Linked DNA regions of Homo sapiens: region 1 is linked to region 2. A link is a loop called in an ENCODE intact Hi-C map of the cell type or tissue named here. Cell type or tissue: B cell. All regions are shown on one strand.

The links. Hi-C counts contacts between places; a loop is a spot of excess contacts. Peaks named below come from ENCODE experiments on the same cell type or tissue, not always from the same donor. Only the 100,000 strongest peaks of a DNase experiment are listed, where the experiment ranks them.
Region 1: it touches region 2 in a loop (2.5-fold over the local background); 10 of 110 quality-filtered maps call a loop at or near these places.

What each region holds. Positions count from the first base shown.
Region 1 is chrX:19,682,034-19,684,533 of GRCh38, reverse strand. SH3KBP1 (SH3 domain containing kinase binding protein 1) reads left to right here. Exons shown (of 18, transcript NM_031892.3): 6 at 506-711. Among named protein-coding and RNA genes, the nearest start is that of MAP3K15, 170 kb to the right of the region's middle. In B cell, no CTCF peak of the experiment used is centred here; a DNase peak (open chromatin) is centred at 1,343; H3K27ac peaks cover 1,730 bases.
Region 2 is chrX:19,738,369-19,740,868 of GRCh38, reverse strand. All of the region lies in intron 3 of SH3KBP1 (SH3 domain containing kinase binding protein 1), which reads left to right. Among named protein-coding and RNA genes, the nearest start is that of SH3KBP1, 150 kb to the left of the region's middle. In B cell, a CTCF peak has its summit at 1,034 (motif pointing left); a DNase peak (open chromatin) is centred at 998.

The DNA.
Region 1 (2,500 bases), 56 kb after region 2:
TGTGGTTTCTTTAATTGCTCATTTGTTTAAATGGCTTTTAGCTTTACAGTTTCCCTTTAGGAAATGTTACTTTCATTGCTAATTGCTAATTGACATGAGTCATAGAGATTGGAGGTACAGTATGTGGTACTGACTGGGTGGGGAGGCAACAAGGTGGGTGGGAAGGGTTGCTATTGCACAGGCTATGGGAAAACAAATTTGGATCAAAACCAGGCTCCCGGCTAAAGAGGGGTGAATTTCACATGTACAAAGATATCTGCTTTGGAATTAGATTTTCTGAAAAGTTGTTTTGATTCACATCTTAAAATTAAAAGTAAGGGGTGGGGAGATCAAACAAAACTCAGAGCCAGTCAAACTACTCAACATACTGAATACAAAAGCCTAGTGCAAGTTATCCTGTGCCCAGTCACACTTTTAGAGGTGGTTCCTGGCTGGTTGTGAAGTTCTTCTTCAGGGCTCTGGCTGATTTCTGAGCTCTTTCTCTCCCCATCCCCACTCTTGACAGGTTTAAGGGAAACCACAGGCTCCGAGAGTGATGGGGGTGACTCAAGCAGCACCAAGTCTGAAGGTGCCAACGGGACAGTGGCAACTGCAGCAATCCAGCCCAAGAAAGTTAAGGGAGTGGGCTTTGGAGACATTTTCAAAGACAAGCCAATCAAACTAAGACCAAGGTCAATTGAAGTAGAAAATGACTTTCTGCCGGTAGAAAAGGTATGTTCGACAGTTTCTATTTGATTTCAACTTAATGTGGAATATCCAAAAGTACGTTGTGGGGTTTGGTGCTGGAGGCTTCCAATTCCTCTTTTAGGGTTTCCATGTCCTCATGTACTAGTTGTTTGTCCTGTCTTCTTTTTTAGCTCTCCCTCTGTGTGGGAACGACTTCCCTCAAAAGGCTCATGCTCTAGTTTGCTGCTTTCTTTCTTGCTGATCTCTCTAGGGAATGCTTCTCAGGATGACTTTGGAAATGGACCAGTACTTCTCTATCTGCTTCCCAGAAAAACCCCTCATTCCTGGACCCGCCTAAGTGCATGACCCTGACACTTTTCAGACACTGGCCAATCTCTCTCCGCTCCTTGTACATTTCTCTAGTGCTTTGTGCTTGGGTGTGCTGACTGTGGTTCTGCACTAGAGTGAAGGAATTGTGCACCTTTTCTCTAAGAGTTAGTTGGAGATAATTTCAGACTGTTGAAAGGAAGTCTCCCGCAGGTGTGAATGATGGAGATGGCCTGTGCTGTGACTCCCTGGGTTGTTCCCTTCAGGAAGCTGGCTGTTTCCTTCTGCCTCTGGTTCTGGGCTAGTGAGAGGCAGGCAGCATGTTGCTGCTGAGTACGCGGTTACCACAGCAACACACCCAGAGCCCTCGCGCTTGTGGCTGCCGATGACGTCTACTGTGGTATACTTCTGAGCATTGTAGCCTTGCTTAGGAGTTGATAAATACTGTGGAATTTTCCAAATTATAATAAGCTACTCTCGTGCTGTGCTTAAGGCATGTTTGTTAATTCGATTTAGTGCTGAAATTTTTGCTTTGACATTTGTGCCAGCAGATTTGGGGGACGGGGTATTGGCAACCTCTCTAATTCAGGTTTATGGGTGGCTTTTAAGTGTTGTTGTTTTTTTTTCTTTCTTTTTTTTTTTTTTTGGTGGGATAACATTTTAAAGGTTGCATCATCTTCTGCAGCTGTAGGACATCCACCCCTCCACCCGCCCTCAGCAACCTTGCCCAGTGTCATCATGCATTAGAAGCAGAATCTGAAAAGGAAACTTTTCGAACACTGAATCCCTCTAGAGATGAGTCAGGCAGAAAGGGCAGATACCTAGAAATTAAAAACCGTTTCATTTAAACTTTTTTTTTCAATGTTGAAGTTTCTTTGAGTCAGCATTGTTCCTTTCAGCAATCAATATATGATATTTTTCAAGATCTGAAAACTAGTGTCCCAGCTCTTGAGCTCACTTCTGTTGCATATGGTCACATTCAGATTCCTGTGAACATTTACAAAAGAGCAAGTCCCCATCTTGGAAAGGAACACTGGATGCAGTTTTTCTTCTTTTATTCAAGTGGTTGAAGTGAAAACGACCATTGACTCAGTCAGCAAACAGTTCATTCCTTTTGTTTGTTTTATGATTCCTGGCCTTTATCTTCTTTGTGTAGGAGGACTGTGTGTGTGTGTGTGTGTGTGTGTGTGTGTGTGTGTGTGTGTGTATGACTCTTATTATTGCTATTAATATTAGTTTTAGCTGCCAATAATAAATTGAGTTACTGTTGATAGCAATGTCAATGTCAAATATAATACTTGAAAGTTTTTATCTCAGCACATTTCTTTCCTGAACCTCAGAGCTGTATGTCCAACTGCCTGCTTACTTCAGTATCTCCACTTGAAGATCTTAAATTCATATCCGTTTGCCTAAACCTGAACTCATCGTCCTCCTCCAACTGCTCTACCCACAGCTTTCCCCATCTCAGTTGAAGGCAGCGCCATCTCCCACTCCTATCGCTCAGGAC
Region 2 (2,500 bases):
TTAGTGTGAGGGCCTGGAATGCTTCTCATGGCGCCAAGGCGGTGGCGTGGATCTTGATAGGCCGTGAGCTCTTTGGCAGAAATGAAACTGTTAACAAAGGATGGAAAGAAGTATGTCCTTAGTAAAGAAAATGTCAACCTCTTTGGTTTGCCAGTGGTTTGTTGTTTAAGGTAAATGTGAGATCTGGGGGTTTGTTTGTAGAGATGAGACTTTGTTTCTTTCAAATTTTCTATTGGAGAAATAAATGTGAATTCTTGCCAGTTAACTGGGAATCTGAAAATGTGCCATTTGGGGTCAGACTTTTCTTTGAGTTTCAAGATTGCCTGTTTATTTGACTTAAGGAGCTGGTGTTTATGGACAGATAGAATAAGAGTTAACAGAAGACATTACTGTTGTGTAGAAGCTCTTGGCTATCACCTGAGCTGGTCTTTCCCAGGGGAAATGAAAATCTGGCGATCTGGCAGTGAATGGGGATAGATATGATACATAGTCATTCAGTAATATATACGTCTGTGTGAATGTATCTGTATACGCATCTATAGTCTTATTTTCCAGTGGGCCTTCATTCTCAAAAGCTCTGGAGTCAAGAGCCTTTAAAGAAGTCTTTTAAACTAACTGATCCCTGACTGCATTTCTGGCAAGTTTTATTGGGACACTGCGTTGTTAGCACCAGCAATTGATGTTGGAGTGTGTGTTACCCTTTTTCATGTTATTTTCTGAACCTATTGAGCCTAGAGTGAGGGGTGGTGAAATGCATGGTAAGAACTACATAGGAGGGTATAGCCATCATGTTGCGATTATGTGTGGGTCATTGATAAAATCGGTTTTTAGATTTTTTTTTCTGTTATGTTTAATCTCCTTTCTATCTCTGTGTCTTCTGATTTCAAGGCATTAACACTAATGAGTCTCCCATGGGTTAGTCATGGGTTTAAGACTCCCGCCATACTCCTGCTGGTGTCCGCCCAAATCCACCCAGAGGACAAGCCATGAAGTGGGTTTGTGGTGGTGGCTCCACCTGGTGGCTCTCCTAGGAAACTCCTCTTTCTGCCCACCTTTTCCTTCTCCTTGGGAGAATCTTGATGGAGGATGCCTTTGATTCCTCTGACTCAGTGTTCACTATTTGTGCAGTTCCATCCCAGACCCACGGCTTCTCACATTACTTATGGATTTTTTTAGCCCTTTTGCTTTTTCGCCTAAGAATTGCTCTTTGAACTCATATAATCTGTGTCCTGATCCTTGTTCTATCTGTGATACCCCTATGGACCAGGATTATTGTTAATGAGGATTAAAAAAAAAAAAGGACTCCCATAGGCATGACTCTAGATATAGATATTAATTTGGACAAAATAAAGAATCACACTGAAATCCCTGTAGGTATGTATGCCAAAATCTCCTGCCTAATAGCTCCAAGTACCCTTATCTACTTCTTCTTCACTTTTTGTTGAACCCATTTTTCCTCAAAGGAGCAATATTTTATTACCAATGTTGTTTTCAATTGTCAGCAGGTGGCGAAAGTAAAAAGCCAACTAACTTTTTGGCTTCATTGTTGTTTCATTATTGTTTGTGAATTCTCTACAGGCAGCCCCCTTCTTGCCTGGGCACAGACTGCCCCCGCTTGGTATGTCACTGAGCATAAGTATTTTTGATAAATAAAAATGTCTTTTATTCTCATTATTTTTCAGTTTTTAGTTGTTGATAATATTGCAGATATGACTTATTTTAGCTGCATTGTGGGTCAGTCTGGGAACTTAATCACCATTTATAACTTTGCTTCTATGGGAATAATGCATTCAGAGTTCCAAACTCTCTGCATAAGGCACATATAAGTCTTTTTTTTTTTTTTTTTTTTTTTTTCTTGGAGGCAGAGTCTCGCTCTATCCCCTAGGCTGGAGTACAGTGGCATGATCTCGGCTCACTGCAACTTTCGCCTCCCGGGTTCAAGCCATTCTCCTGCCTCAGCCTCCTGAGTAGCTGGGACTACAGGCACCTGCCACCATGCCCGGCCAATTTTTGTATTTTTAGTAGAGACGGGATTTCGCCATGTTGGTCAGGCTGGTCTTGAACTCCTGACCTCAAGTCATCCCCCAGCCTCGGCCTCCCAAAGTGCTGGGATTACAGGCGTGAGCCACTGTGCCTGGCCAAGTCTGACTTCTTTTTTTTTTTTTTTTTTTTTTGCATTGCTGACATGAATCCTTAAGTACCTTTGTAAAAGTCAGAGTCCGTATAATCGGTGCCCACTGAAGTTTGCTCATGTTGCAGAGGAGTTTATAATTCACACAGTATAGAATGCTGGAACTGTGCAAGCTCCACACAGTACACTAGGCTCTGAGGATAGCTTTGGGTTCAATCACATTGCACCATTGTATATGGTGCTTATTTTCACAAGGCCTGAGTTGGATCTTAGTGTGCCCACGTTTGTATGAGGCATGTCGTGAAAGTGGGTCCTATTGTATATTTCCATCTACTAGTGACGAGACCTTGCACCAAGCGTGACATGCTC